Regions from separate parts of the Mus musculus genome. Here region 2 is linked to region 1. A link is a loop called in an ENCODE intact Hi-C map of the cell type or tissue named here. Cell type or tissue: gastrocnemius. All regions are shown on one strand.

Region 1 (8,000 bases):
AGCTGGCAGGAAGTGTCAGTTGGGAAACTGGCACATGCGGTGGTATGTCCTACTTCAGTGTTAACGTCAACACAGTCAAGGTTCTGAAAAAGACTATTTCTTAAACCTCCCCAATGTTAGCAAAAAGTTTTTCGGTACAAATTAATAATTTGAACCAGTCTTTGACAAAATATAATGAAAATGTAGAAAGAAATGACCAACGAGTATTCAATTGTTTTTAATTTATTTGAACCTAAAATAGAGGATAATTTAATGAATACAACATACCTACTTCTCAGAATTGAGAGACTAAAGTATAAAGTCATGGTAGGGAGTGGTGGTATATACTTTTAATCTATATCTATGTACTTTTATCACCTTAATAAAACTATGGCTAATGTTTGGAAGCAATTACTCTGATCCTTATTCTATTTTTTCAAAACATTACATATAAAGCAAATATAATGTTGTATCATGTAATATTAACAGAGCATCATAAATGCAAGTTTTCATGGCTATTTTTTTAGCTGCATAATATTCCAAGTTGACACTCCACTACTGATTTCATTATTCTTTGCATTTATAGTCTGGGTTACTTGCAACTTTCTTTGTTGGCTTTCTTGAGTAATACTGCAATGACCACACTATAATATACAACTTAGGAGAGCTACCTTCTTAGTGTGTATCTGTTTAAGGACAACAGTGGTATTTTAAGCTGTTAATTTTCCAAGATAAGGAAATTATAGCCAATTTACTTTCAGGGTGTATGTGTTTGTGGGTGGGGGGAGTATGCCATCGGTGATGTTAAAGTACTCCCGTTCCTCCAACTGAATTCTGATTCATGAGTGAAGGAGAGAGTATTTGGATATGTATCATTCTCGACACCCTTTGCATACTTAAGGACCCCCAGGGGTAACTGTGTAACATTTGATTGTGATTAATCTGACACTACCAAAGCTGCCCAAGTATCTCAGTCTACTTTTCTCTAATTTGTTCAGGATAGTTTAATATAATTTTGTTAAATGTAGTACTGATGACAAACTTTAATACTGCTTCTTCTAATGACTACCTGTGAACTTCTGAGGCTCAGTCTTACACATCTTAATTTTATATCTATATACTTTTTTTTTATGAATGTATGTGCATGTGTGTACAGGGTACACCTGAAAGTCTGAGGACAAATTCAAGTGTCATCCTTGGAAAGGCTGTCCACTTTTTCTGAGATGAGGTCTCTCCCTGGCCTCCAGCTACTACCAATTAGGCTAGATCGGCTGGCCAGCTAGCACAGCGGGCTCTTCTGTCTCTGCTTTCTCAGCGTTGGTGTTATATGCACACCACTATGCCTAGCAATTTTTACTTGGATTCTGGGGACTGGAACTCAGTTCTTCCAATCGCAAGGCAAGTGTTTTCCTGACTGAACCATCCTCAGGCCAGGTCTTGTTATGTCAGAGCCTAGCATAGCTCTTGCTTGGTATGTAATCATCATTGATTCTCATTTAAGGTTAGTTTGAACAATATGTTGAATGTAGCTTAAATTTATCAAGCCCTGAAACACCACCTTCCATGGCAAGTCTTTAAGACATGCACGTTTATTTAACACCAATGAAGCATCCAATACAAACAGCACACACGACTCACTAGGTACGCCCTGGATTGGAATGAATAAACTTTGGGCAATTTCAGGCCTTCCCCTGCTCAGGGACAATTTGCCTTTCTTTTATTGCTTCTCGGCGTTCTTATGGGGATCCCTTTTCTTTTCTTTTTTTTTTTTTTTAAAGATTTATTTTTATTTATTATATGTAAGTACACTATAGCTGTCTTCAGACACTCCAGAAGAGGGCGTCAGATCTTGTTACAGATGGTTGTGAGCCACCATGTGGTTGCTGGGATTTGAACTCTGGACCTTCGGAAGAGCAGTCGGGTGCTCTTACCCACTGAGCCATCTCACCAGCCCGGGGATCCCTTTTCTTCTTAAAGGAAATGTGAATGTTGCTACTTAGCATTTTGGAACCTTGTGATAGTTTCTAATTGCCTTCAAGAAAAAGTCCAATCCCTTAATACTGCCTGAAAAGCACTTCTGCGAACTCTGCTCAGCTGTGTGATATCATTACACTACTAAAACCCTACCCCCATTCACCTGGAGACCTCCTTCACAAGCTGTTAGCTTCGGCTAGAATGCTCTTTCTCTACACACCTAGCAGCAATAAAAAGCAAGTGCTAGATTGAATTCTTCCCAAACACGGGACATTTTTATGAACCACTTCGCTCATTATGAAGTGGATACTTACTTAATCTCAAATGTACAAAGGAGACACAGAGAAGCAAGCAGGTTCCAAAGGCAGGTCTGAATTCAAGGATGCTGTAAACACTCTCCCCACTCCCCAACAGTTCTCAGTAGGAGTTCAACTCTTTAAATCCCCTCTAACAGCTGATGTTAACACTAGACACTAATTCACATCTTATGCCTCATTAGCCGGAGGATAAATAAGCCCTCTGAATTCAGGTCCGACTGCATCTGGTTAACTTTTGCATCCCCAGCTCCTTGGGAACATGTAATTAACATTAACAAATACCTGTTGGATATTTAAATGAGTGAACACTGCGTCCACGCAGAGATAGCAGCTTAGAATTTCCCTGGGCAGCATCACTAGGCTTACCAGATTGGGATCTATATAGCATGCATCTCAACCTCACCCTTTTGGCAGTGTGAAACTTTATATATTCTTTTGTGACTTCGTCAGGCTGCCACGATTCCTTAAATGCTGCCCACACCCGTCCTTTTCATAACAGGGATTTGTCTTTTGAGAAAATCTTTTAGAGAAGATTTCTAAAACCCTAATATCAATTTTTCACTTCACTGCGGTTCAATTGTCTTCACGCCTCTCCCCTTTAAAAAAAGGTGGTGGTGGGGGGAGCAAATTGGAAATCAATGAGGGGAAAACTTTTTTTTAAAAAGTGAATTTCGAATGCAGAGTAGGAAAACATTCCAGCACATTTGGAATTGGGTCTTCCCGTGCTGCCAAGGTAGCACTGTCCCAGGTGGCACCTTTGAGAGAAAAAAATCCCGAGGGCCATCAAAGCGGAGGAAACAGGTGCTGCTCTAAGCAGGGGTTTGGTGGCATCCAGGGTTCTGGCTCCATCTTTTGACAAAGAGCCCAGAAGCTAAGGCTATCTGGCCAGTAGTCCATCACCTTCGAGGGGGAGGATTTAAAAAAAAAAAACAAAAAAAAAAAAACAAAGGCTAGAGGGGTGGCGGAGCACAGGGAAAGGGAGAGGAAACGTGACAAACGGAAGCAAACTCTCCTCTCCGGGGAGCGAGGTTGGGCTGCGTCCCCTTCCAAGGACCTGAGACGGACTGTCATTTTGTGTTTTCCCCTCCAAGCGGACTACCACCGGGTCTCGTGAGAGCCTCGGCGCCGCCGCCGTGGGGAAGGCCTCCCTCCGAGGGCTCGGGCTGAAGCAACCGCCTCCGGTCAGCTCGCGGACGCCCCGTGGGGGCCACGCCTGCGGTCCCCCACCCCCGGGCCAGGCCTCCTACCCACAAGGCCCCGCGCCACTCGCGCAGGCGCAGAGGCGGCGAGCGTCTCAGGAAGAGGAAAATGGCATAAACAAGTCGGGAGGACCCGGAGCGCGAGCCGACGAGCGAGCGGAGGGCAAGAGTTTAAAAACAAACCGGCGGCTCCCTCCCGCCGTGCCTTTGCCCCACAGCTTCCGGTCGCCGCCGCCTCAGGGTCGTTTCTCCCCGCAGCCCCGGCCGCGCGCCCACCGCGGCGTCCCGCGCGGCCCCTTTAAGGACAGCGGAGAGGGAGAGGGAGAATCCCTGCTCGCCGCCCGCCCGCCCTTCCCCCTCCCCGGGCGGCTCCGGCTCCCTCAGCGGGGCCCAACCCGCCCGCCCGGCTTCCATCCGGCTCCGGCGGCGGCTCCTTCCCGCCCTCGTCTATGGTGGCGGCGGGGGACGCGGCTGCGGCGTGGCCATGAACAGTGGCGGCGGCGGTGGCCTCCCGCCGCCCTCGGCCGCTGCCTCGCCGTCGTCGTCCTCGCTGGCGGCGGCCGTGGCGGTGGCGGTGGCGGCCTCGTCGGGCGTCGGGGGCGTCCCCGGCGGGCCGGCGGCGGCGGCGGGCGTGAAGCTCAAGTACTGCCGCTACTACGCCAAGGACAAGACGTGCTTCTACGGCGAGGAGTGTCAGTTCCTGCACGAGGACCCAGCCGCCGGCGCGGCCCCGGGGCTTGGCCTCCATAGCAACAGCGTCCCGCTGGCGCTAGCGGCCGCGGCCGGGGCCGCCTTTCCTCCGGGAGCGCTCCCGGGCGGGGGAGCGGGGCCGCCCGCGGGGCCCAAGAAGCCGGAGCTGGGCGTCCCGGGGGCGGCGACCGCGGGCGGCGGACTCGATGGCCCGCGGGTGGCGAGTAAGTGAGGCCCGGGCGGGGTGGTGCGGTGCGGGGTTGGTGCGGTCCGGGCGCGGGGAGGAGGCCTGAGCCTGCCCGCTTCCCCTCACCTCCGGGCCGCAGGAGAGGCCTAGGCCCTGCGCAGCCCTCCTTCCTTCTTCCTGTTTCCTCTCTGGGCTCCGCCGCTCGGGGCAAACCCCGGAGCTAGGGGAGGCGGGTTCCCGGGAGCGTGGGTGGACGGACGGTCGTGGTGTAATTGGGGTGGGGTGGGGGGCGCTGGGAGTGGGGTGCGGGGAGCAGGGGGGATGGGCTGCGGAGTGGAAGCAAGGGGGTGTCGCTTCCGGGTTTGTGTGTGTGTGTGTGTGTGTGTGTGTGCGCGCGCGCGCGCGTGTGCGTGGAAAGGGGCTGGGTCTGCGAGCACATGTGTCGGTGCGTGCTCGCGTGGAGCGCGGGCTGCCGAAAGTTGCCGGCTGGGAACTCCTTCTAAAGGATGTCCGGGGCCAGGGGTGGGGGTGCGGGGAGGAGAGGTGTATGAAGATCAGCTTTATTCATTTATTTATTTTTAAGTAAGCACAGGTTTAATAGAGAGCTTAGGTTAGGAATTTCCCAAGACTTGCGCTCAGGCAGGTTTCTGGAAAGCCAGAGTAAGTGAACTGGGCGTCTGCAGGGATCTTGTCTTTCCCATGGCGTTATACCGAGTGAACTTGCTCAGCACTGGGCCTCAAGAGCGTCTCGCACCCCGAAGGCTTTCGTGAGAAGAATTTAGGGCTGTGTACGTTATAGCTGTTAAGTTAAGTGGAGTTTGCTGTTACTGTAAATGCTTTGAACATTAGAATTAGATGCTTGATTTCCTCTAGTTTTAGATCTTGTGATAACTTGATAGTCAAGTTAACTTGAACTTCAGAACAATCTGTCTTTAACACAAACAACCTGATAAAGTGGTTTACTACTTACTGGGATAATTTATTTTTAACAGCCCCCCCCCTTTCTTTTTTTTCTTTTTTTTTTTTTTTTTTTTTTTTTTTTGGTCTCTTGTTTACCGAAGCTTAAATGGTAATAAATTTAGATGCTTTGTAAAGAAGTTAATTTCCTGGTGGGATGTAGCCGTTAATTTTTTAAAAATTACGTGTGTGTGTGTGTGTATGTATGTATGTATGTGTGTGTGTGTGTCATTGTCAGTGTGCTCTCACATAGCATGAATGTAGAAAGGTAAGAGGACAGACAGTTTAGGGGAGTCATTGCCCTCCTACAGCATGGGTCCTAAAGCTGGAACTCAGGTGGTCAGCCTTGGCAGTAGGCACTTTAACTACTAAGGCTTAACAAGCAAGCGTTGTCTTTGCCCCCTTCCTCCTCTTCTGTTTCTTTTTTCAGACAGGGTTTCTCTCTGTGGCCCACACTTGTCTGATCCCCCTGCCTCAGCCTCATGAGCTGGGAGTATAGGTTTGCCATCATGCCCAGTGGAGCTTTTGTTTAAGGTAAATTGTATGAAATGAAGTTGTGCCTCTGGTTCATTTAAGGATAATGTTTGATTGGTAAGGAATGAAAAAAACAGTATCTGTCCTAAGTTGGCTTTTTGTTGCTGCTTTAAAACACCATAACCAAAAGCAGCTTGGGGAGGAGGGAAGGTTTATTATGCATTAGAGTCAGTTATTGAGGGAGCCACACACAAGCTCAAGGTATGAACCTGGAGGCAGCAACTGAAGCAGAGACCAAGGAAGGAGGCTGCATACTGTCACTCTGGCTTGCTCAGCTACATTTCTTAAGCCTAGGCCCACTGCTGTTAATGGACTGGGTCCTCCTCCATCAGTAGACAGTCAAGAAAATGCCTTACAGAAATGTCCACAGACCAGTTTATTAGAGGGAAGTCTTCCTTGCCTAGGTGAGTGGTTTGTGTCAAGTTGACAAAAATTAACCAGCATAGTGACTGCCTTCCAAACTAGGACACCTAAAAGTGCTGGTCCTTAACGTGTGATCTTTCTAAGGTCGCAGTTGGACACAAGAACTGGGAAGGTCGGATAGAACTAAGTGAAGGAAGGAGCTGAAGGAATGGCACATGTGTACATGTGTGCCAGGTGTGGGATGCTCCTGCACATGTGTACATGTGTGCCGAGTGTGGGATGCTGCTGCACATGTGAACATGTGTGCCGGGTGTGTAATGCTGCTGCATGTGTGTACATGTGTGCCAGGTGTGTGATGCTGCTACACGTGTGTACATGTGTGCCGGGTGTGTGAGGACAGTGTACTTGTGTCCATGTTTATCTGGTATATTTAGGTGGAGTAAACCCTAGGGGTTCCTCTCAGGAGGGTGCGCTCCTTATCTGAGCAACAGAAAGCAACTGAGATAGAATCTTTAGACTATAGGTGGTTAATGCTAGGGACATTTAAATACTGTCATTTTAATAGCTGATTAAATAGCTGGGATCAGGTGGTTCTTTTTCTGGTTTGTTTTTTTTTTTTGAGACAGAATCTTAATATGTATCATTGACTGTCCTGCAACTCAGATATCTGCCTGCCTCTGCCTCCCCAGTGCTGGGAATAAAGGCATGTGTCACTTTGTCTGGCCTTGTGACATTTCTTTAACATAATAGTCCACCATCCTCCTTTTCTCATTGACCTTTCCACTGTGCTAGGCTTCAGTTAATGGCTGTTCTGTATTTGTACACTTAGTTATTCAATCTGTTCTCAAATAGCCTCTTAAGATAGCCTTCACCAGCCGGGCGTGGTGGTGGCGGCGCACACCTTTAATTCCAGCACTCAGGGGGCAGAGGCAGGTGGATTTCTGAGTTCGAGGCCAGCCTGGTCTACAAAGTGAATTCCAGGACAGCCAGGGCTATACAGAGAAACCCTGTCTCGGGAAAAAAAAAAAAAAAAAAAAAAAAAAGATAGCCTTCACCAACTAATTAAGTGTACAAGGAAATTAAAATAGATGACACATTCCAAATATTGCCATTTAGAAACATCTGGATTGTGTTAGTTGATGTGCTATTAGAGCATTCTTCAAGTGAATCTTTAATAATAATGTAACTGGGCAGGAGATCATAGTGGAACTGCTACTTGATAGATTTTTATGTTCCCCCATCTGGCCTCTGTGGAATTGTATATTCATGTGTATATATTTTTAAGCTTTTAATTGAAGTTCCTGTTTAAACATAGTCCAGTTTTGTGTTGCTATAACCGAAAAACACAGATTGAACAATTTAATAAAAAAACAAACAAACAGGAATTTCAGGGTCTGGCAAGATGGCTTTGAAGGTAAAGGCATTTGTCAAACTAAAACTTGAGTTCAATCCTCAGGACCCACACGGTAGTAGGAAAGAACCAACTCCTGTAAGTCCTCTGATCGCAGACTAACTGTATTGCCACTCGTCCCCAATAAGTACGTATGTATCTAAAAAGGGAAGGAAGGAAGGAAGAATTGCAGCCCTGTATCCCAGCACTTGGTAGATGGAGGCAGGAGGGTCAGAAAGTTCAGGGTCATCCTTTGTCACATAAGAGTTAGGGGCTTGCTGGGCTACAGGAAACCACAAGGAAAGGAAGCATATCTCTGTTTTGGAGGTTGAAAAGTCCAACATGAAGGTACTGGCCTGTGTGGAGAGGTATCCTCCTCAGCAGGCTGTCCTGGGACTCTTCTCTGTAGA
Region 2 (8,000 bases), 65 kb after region 1:
GACAAAATGTATAGGTTAAAAAAATACCTTCTATAAATTGTAAGGATGAGAGAATGCTGTGGGTAAAATGAAACCCACAGCTATGTCTGCCTGCTGTATCTGCTGTATTCATATGCGGATATCCAGCTATGTTCAGCTGGAAATGACCAACAGCGGGCATCTGATGGTTCAGAATCCCTGAGTTAGAGCATGAAGGTTCAGAGGCTACGACCTTAATTGTCTTGTGTCCATTAAGAATGTGATATTGCAAACTCATAGATTGATGCGTTCTAAACATAATCATGGTGAGCAGGAGAGAAATTCAAACACGTTTCCTTGTAATTATTTTTCAAAACCACCCTAAAATTGATTCTATGAAATTCTTAAGTAATTCTACCACAAATTTATTTTGAAATTTTAATCTGAATTGATTTCTCTGAATTGTTTTTATATTTCTTTTAATAGAGATCATTCTTGATTAAAGTACTATAATTTTTTATAAAGTACTATTATTTGTTTCTAATCTACCACAAATTTAAGTATTTGCAGTGCTTAATAAAGCTTACTCAAAAAAAAAACCAATTTTTTATTGGGAAATAATTTCTTAGCTGATGTACATTTCTTGAATACAGTGAATTTTAATAATTCAGTAAGTATTTTTGAAGAACTTTTAAGAATTAATGTTTAATTTATATAGTTGAATAAGTCAAACAAACGAATCTCAAAGTTTCAGAGCATCAGAACTAGAAGTCTGTGTGGTTAGGTACTGATCATTCCTATTAGCAGCTTTGAAGGATTTGTTAAGTATTATTTTAAAGTTGCACGTGTCCTTCTTTTTGTAACCACTTTGTTTTTCAGGTATGTTCAGCATAATCTTTCAAATCTTTTAAGGTTATCTAGTTTGAGAATTACTTTATTTAATTAAAAACAAATGTAAAAAGTTAACAGTTATTTTACTGTTAAGATCAGGGCCGTCAAGAGTTTTTGAGCAGAGGAGCATTTTGTTGTCCTCTAATGTAGAGTTGGTCCCAAAAGCGGCTGCTGCGTGAGTGCAGGTGCAGACACAGACTGGTCTCCTGGGGAAGGTTGCTGGCAGTGAAACTCTAGACCATACCCAGGTTGGGGATGCTATCTGGTTGTATTCCTGTCCTACTTGGGAATTTCAGGAAACTGAGAGGCAAGACGTTTTTGGCGCAGAGGGGGATGTGGCTGCTGCAGCTGGCTTGGAGTCATGTCAGGTAAGGCTTAACTAGCTACTAGTAGTTAAGATGCTACTGGCTGGGGAGGGCCCTGCTTAATTTACCTGTTAGACTTGAGAGGTCCAGTTGTGGTTTTCCAGTGTGCATTCCATTCTGTTGGCTGTCTTGTCCCTGAGCTGAAGGGAGGGGCTGGATGGGAAGGGGTAGGTTCCCTTCAATGGTAATTGGTAGATTCAGTGACCTACATCTATAGCAAACGCCTGTAGTTCTTAGATATGATTGTATTGTTGATAATGAATATGACTTGACACATTTGAAACCTGGACAGTTCTACCAAATAGTCCTTTGGCTTTCTATATACTACTTTGTTTCTGAATGAAGACAGTTTAAAATCTGAAATGGTATTGTTCAGTGACATTTAAGGTGTAGAAATCAAGTTATAGAAATAAAACTATGAAGAGAAATAACAAAAACAGAATGGTGATTCTTCTGTTAGATGAGAAAGGGATTTGAATGTCCTGTGATCTTCCTTGCCATACTTGTGTGGAAATAAAAATCCTACCTAGTTTACCTTTGTTTTATAGGTGGACATTAAGGGAGTTCTGTCGGCAAGAGCCTGTTGCATTAGTGAACTCTGCTCGTGACTGAACTGAGAGGCAGAGAGAACGTATGTTAACAAAAGCCTAGATCATTTGTGAGCCTTAGGTGAATGTGAGTGGAGAGAGAAAAGTCAGTCCTTCTCCCTGCTTCTAATCAAATGGGTTTACAGCTCCAGTCACCATCATTTCTTGTCACTTTTCAGCTTATTGTTGTAGACACCCCGTGGAGAAAGCCTACAGAGTACAGTTGCTGCTGTGGTTGCTTGTGTAGCTAAGGGGCAGGCCTCACTCTGCAGGAGTCATCTGGATGAGTGAGTCATCTGGATGGTTGTAGCTCTTCCTGCTCAGTTATCATTTGAATCTTAGCTTGATTATTAAGGTTATTTTTGTTACTCCTTTTGTCTTTTAGATGTGCATATAGTTGTCTTAGAGGACAGGGCACATGTAAAGGGTCTCAGTGAAAGGAGGACTACAGACGTCGTTTGCCCTTTCTTGTTCCTACTATACATAAACATGCAGTGAAGACTCCTAAGAGCACCTCTGATGTGGGAGGAGGGTTATCCTGAGCACTTAGTTCTAGGTTATTTGGTCATGAATCTTGCACACACTGACGTTACTAAAATGGGATTGCCCCCTGCACGCGCTGTGCGCCCCCCCCCCCCCCCATTTCATAAATAACTTTCCATGTTTAGAGTACTGGTTCTGAAACTAGTAACTATTAGTGGTCACTTGTTGGGGGTGGGGCAGTATGCCCACGTGCTATTAAAACAACTATGTGGGTTAAGCTGTAGACACACTTCCCCAATGCGGAGACTACATAGAACAGAAGTGCATTTCTTAGTTATAAAATAGTTGAGGGCAGGTGTTCAAATCTCTTCTCAACATTTCTCTAGTCAGCTAGAAGCTGCGTGTAGAAGAGTACGTGGGAAAGCTGGGACTTTGTCCTGTGGCCTCTCTCCAGTCAGGATCAATGCTACGCTACTTAAGTAGTTGTGCTAGAGTTCTGTCTCTTTTGATGCAAAGTACTTACAATTGAAAACTTTGAAGTATTATTTAAGTATTTTGAGTCTGTATTTTAATTTTGTAACCCACTTCTATCTCCTTTTTTTGCTGATAAAAGACTATCAAAGCAGCTACAGTAACTGACCTAGCTACCTCTACGTGAACTGAGAAGGAAAAAAAAATTGTTCTTTTGCTTCCAAAAATGAATGTGGTATCCATCCTTTCATGTGCTCATTCTAACACTTCATCTTTTTATATACTAGTGCACAAAGTAAGAGTTTTAAGTTTGTTACTTCTCCTGCCTTTCTGTCCTTTCCCCAATCCACTACCTTTCTACTACTTTAAAATCTAGATTCGGCTTGTGAGAGAAAACACGGCATGCCTGTGTTGGTGAGGCTGGTTTCTCACACGTGTGGGGGGCATGCCTATCTTTGCTGTACAGTCTAGTTTTAGCTGTTCCTGCTGAAGCAAGCACCCCACTCTGTTCTGATGTTCCTTTGAAGTAATCTAAATGCTACCAGTGAAAAGACCACAGAAGAGCCTGTCATCTCAGGTCTTAGAGCAGGTTTGAGGACACCCAGGTCACTTTTCTGTTTTCTTCAAACATTAGAGGCAAAAGAAAGATCTACATAAAAGACCGTGAGCAAGGTGGGTGAGTTACACAGAGTTTAGGGGTTTGATTTCTGTGTTGTACACGATATTGCAAGGGTGAAGGCTGAAGCGATTCTGCTGTTTGTAGGGCAGGGCTTGTTAGGTTGAAGGGAAGGAAGATCAGGATATGGCGATGTCGGAAGGAAAGTGATCCTATGGGTGGGAGTCTCCACCATATCCTGCTGAAAAGTACACGACTGATAAAACTTGGGCGTCGATGCTGTGAGTGGACAATGTAGGACTTTGGTTGTTCAGGATGGGAGGAAGCTTTAGGTCTCATAATCACTTTATGATTCATGCATGGATGTTTCTAACGTCCATGTATCTTTTCTGTCATTGATGCAGCTTAACCAAAGGGAAGTATGATTATACTTTAAAAGTTGTCTAGTTATTAACAGGAAAACCAGACATAGATTAACTTGCACTTATCTTGGCCACATTCCCATATCTCCTATGAAAGGTTTTTGTTTGTGTGTGTTTGTTTTTTACGGTTTAGGGAAGTTAACAAAGCTCTGAGAAGGTGTAGAAGCAATTATCACTCGGGGGGGGGGGGCAGTTGTTTGGTGTTCTTTCAGTTTGTTTGTTTGTTTGTTTGTTAAGACAGAGTTTCTTTCCATAGCCCTGGCTTTCCTGGACCTTGCTTTGTAGTTCAGGCTGGCCTCAAACTCGCCTGCTTGTGCCTCCCAGAAAAACTACTTTTTATATGATATAATGACGATTAGTAAGTAGCTACACCTGATTAATATGAAACATTTTCTAGTTTTTGTTTATATTTGCTTCATGTGAAAGACACCCTTGCCTCTTCTCCCCCAAGGCACAGGGATCTTGGTATGTATCCCTCAGGCTGGCATTGCTCAGGCCTACAGTAGTCTTGCTGCCTCCTCTCAAGTGCTGGAATTCATTGTAGGCCTGTGTCATCACACCTGGCATCTGTTTGTTTATTATGTATATACAGTGTTCTGCCTGTATGTATGCCTACACACCAGAGGGGGGCATCGGATCCCATTACAGATGGTTGTGAGCCACCATGTGGTTGTCTGGAATTGAACTCAGGGCCTCTGGAAGAACAGTCAGTGCTCTTAACCACTGAGCCATCTCTCCAGCTCCCAACAAAGTTTATCTTTATGGTCTCATTTCATAATTTTTAATTCTTGATTTACTGATTAATTGATAGCTGCTCATTTGGCTATTAAAGGATTTCAAAATAAGAATGTCATCAATTACCACAAACCCTGGAAAGTCTTGGATCCAGCATTGTTCTGTTGTGAATCAAGATTTTGTGTGCCTTAACAATAGAAAATTATTTACCTTTTGTAAGTTATTTTAGGGCTAGCCAGATGGCCCAGTAGGTAAAGGGGCTTGGTGCCAAATCCAACAAACTTAATTTGATGCCAGGGAAATACTTGGTGGAAGGAGAAAACAACCATTCACAACTATCCTCTGACCTCCACCTGTGCCCGTGGCACCCACTCACTCCTTGAAGGCCTTTTCTTAAATTAACAATGACGAATTAAAGTACTATTCATGGCTAGAGTTTTCTGTCCTTGTTTAATATGTTACTCCTCTATTGCTTGTGTACTCGTATTCTAGTTTTAAATTCTGTTAGGTACTTCCTAGGACCTTACCTTCTGCTCGGCAAGTGCTTTACCCCTGAGTTACATCCTCACCCCCACTTGTTACTTAACAATTGGTTCTGCACTGAGTCTGGTGATTCATGCTTATAAGCCCAGTGCCTGGGCTAACACAGGAGGATTACCTATTCCTGGCTAGCTAACTAAACAGCAAGACCATCTCTCTAGATAAAAAATACAAGTTTTGGAGATTTTTCTCAAGTATATTGTTTCCTGTAATAACTTTATTCTTGGGATTGTGATTTTTTTTTTCTCCTATAAATGAGAGATATTCTTTGATTGTATGGATTTTATTATGTTGCAGATTTTGTGTTTTTAACTTTTTATCTGGTCAGAGTAAAGGTGATGCTGGCTTTTTTTCATGGTCTTTCAAGCACACATTTTCTTTCTGAAATCTATCTAATATCCCTGTTGTGAGAGCTCCTGAGGTTTTCTTTTTTTTTTTTTTTTTCTTCTTCTTCTTCTAGGTTTCTATGTTTCTCTCTTTGTTTCTATGGAAAGAACACATTTGAAATAGAAAACCCCTTGTGTTTGGGCTGGAGTTTGGATTCAGTGGATAAAGTTGGTGTCTGAGTTTGGGTTTCTAGCACTCATTACACCCTGGGCAGGGTTCACGTGCTCCTGGGATTCCAGCACTGGGAGGCAGAGACAGAGGAGCCTCCGCCTTGCAGCCCAGTTTGTCTGTCTGCCCTTGGTGAGTTCCAAGTTCAGTGAGAACCTGTCACAAAATACACAGTGGTGAGGAGCTGAGGAGGAGAGCAGATGCTCACCTCTCTGCATGGATGCACACAGCCCATCCACATGCGCTTGTGTCATGAAGAATGCTTTAGTCAAAAACGCTTAGATGTTGTATTAAACTAAATGTTGTTAAAGGAAATATTAGCACATCCCCAGTATTTTAAATGTTGAAAATTTGGGGATGTTAAAGTTAGCCCAAGTGTTTTTTGCTTCTCATATATAACTACTAAAAATGATTCTGAATTATATGAGTAATATATCAGAGGGCAGATTTGTGTACAAGCTTTTAAGCAGATGTTTAGACTGGTCTTGTTGTACAATTGTTGTATATACTAAAGCTAGTGGGAAAGCATTGCCCCCCTCCAAAAGAGGGAAGTGTTTGTTTTATATGCAATATGTAACGAATTCTTTCTGCTCCACTTTAATAATTTAAACTAGTATTCAGTAAGAAGGCACTATTGCTTTGAACTATTAGTGCTATAAAGACCTAATTGAAATCTTATGAAAATTAACATGGCTCTAATCTTTGCACAATTTACTAAGAAGCAGCATACCCACATTTTCCCCCTTTTGTCCAATTAAAAGGCACTTAAGCTCAAGTTTTCTCTCCCCGCCCCCCTCCACCAAATATACATTTCTTTCTGGGCATGGTAGTACAAGGCTGTAATCCAAGCCATCAGAAAGGTATGGCAGTAAATCTCTAATCCCAATAGGCCCGGGTAAAACACACAGCTCAGTTACAGTATTTATGAGCTGCCTGCCTAGACTGGGCAGATTCACCAGCACACTACTCTATTCCCCAGCTATGAGCCCTTGCTCCTGTGGCTTCTCTGGGCCTTGTGGTTTAGTTCCATTTTCCTTCCACCTTCACTTCCTCTGTCGTCTTCTCCCCCCCCCCCCCCCCCAAACCTCCAGCCTCATCTTTCCTTTCACTGCCCAATTGCAGGCTCTAGCCTTTATCTGACAGTTAAAATGGGAGAAGGCTCACATGGAATCACCTGAGTAAGTGATCCACTCCTCGTCGGAGCAGCCCCTCTTGAGGGAGCAGAATTAACACCAAAATATAAGCAGCCCCAGGACCACCCACAAGAAGGCTGGGGTAGGTTTGTGATTTCCAGGCCAGATCCTAGTAGTAGTGAGTAAAACACTGTTTATAACAACAAACACACAAATAAATAAAAGCGAGTGAATTCTTGACTGGGACCCACTCTGATTTTAAGAATTTAATTTCTCACTTAGTACCTTAGCACCTTATTTATTTTCTGATCATCTCAACATGACTGTTATAGAAAGGGTTTCGGGCAGTAAGGCTGCACTCTCATAGCAGCCTTTGCAGTCTGTTTGCTGCTTGCCCCTCACTTCGCCCAGCCACTCTTCTCTGCTGCACTCTGTTTGGCTGTGTATACTACTTCTATAGTTACATCCAGTTCTTTGGTGTAGAGTCAGTCTTTGCAGAATTCCCCTGTGCTTTGGCTCTGTATTTGATCATACTACCTGTTCATTTCCTTCTCTGAACTGTTTAAACTTTTATTTTTATTTATGATTCATTTTATTTAAAATTGAATGAGGAATCTTTTGGGGAGGATCTTTATACTATCGGAACATATACCTTTCCTTGTAACAGGATCTTTACTAAATATTTTTCAAACTAAAATTTATGTAAATTTTTAACAGTCACCAGCATATCCAATTTCTGATCTGTTAGTCAAATGTGTATATAAAACTGTGAAATTATAAATTCCAGAACTAGTTGACAGGTTTTGATTTCTGAATGGTAAAATGAAATATCCCTGCATCTTGCTGTGTCCCATCAGGTCCCCTCTTTATATACTATCTGTGCATTTGTCATGTAGAAGAGATCGATCTGTGTGAATATTGAAGTGTGTTCAACTGATCCCTAATATACTTACTGACCCCAGAGCACAAGGTGTGACATGGGCCAAGGAGAAATTGTGAGAGTTCTCAATTCAAGAAACAAACAATGGAGCCGGGCGTGGTGGCCCACGCCTTTAATCCCAGCACTTGGGAGGCAGAGGCAGGCGGATTTCTGAGTTCGAGGCCAGCCTGGTCTACAAAGTGAGGTCCAGGACAGCCAGGGCTACACAGAGAAACCCTGTCTCGAAAAACCAAAAAAAAAAAAAAAAAAAAAGAAAAAAAAAAGAAACAAAGAAACAATGGGATGGATAAAGATCTAGAGTGGG

Evidence for each region. Hi-C counts contacts between places; a loop is a spot of excess contacts. Peaks named below come from ENCODE experiments on the same cell type or tissue, not always from the same donor. Only the 100,000 strongest peaks of a DNase experiment are listed, where the experiment ranks them.
Region 2: a loop joins it to region 1, with 2.1 times the contacts of the local background. A loop is called at or near these places in 5 of 42 quality-filtered maps.

Annotation. Positions count from the first base shown.
Region 1 is chr5:147,426,627-147,434,626 of GRCm38, forward strand. It overlaps Pan3 (PAN3 poly(A) specific ribonuclease subunit), which reads left to right and starts at 3,530. Exons shown (of 19, transcript NM_028291.5): 1 at 3,530-4,383. The coding sequence starts at 3,954. In gastrocnemius, no CTCF peak of the experiment used is centred here; DNase peaks (open chromatin) are centred at 3,110, 3,515, 3,806, 4,204 and 1 more place; H3K4me3 peaks cover 3,558 bases; H3K27ac peaks cover 2,680 bases.
Region 2 is chr5:147,491,355-147,499,354 of GRCm38, forward strand. The region is part of intron 5 of Pan3 (PAN3 poly(A) specific ribonuclease subunit); the gene reads left to right. Among named protein-coding and RNA genes, the nearest start is that of Pan3, 65 kb to the left of the region's middle. In gastrocnemius, no CTCF peak of the experiment used is centred here; DNase peaks (open chromatin) are centred at 4,393, 4,806 and 5,781.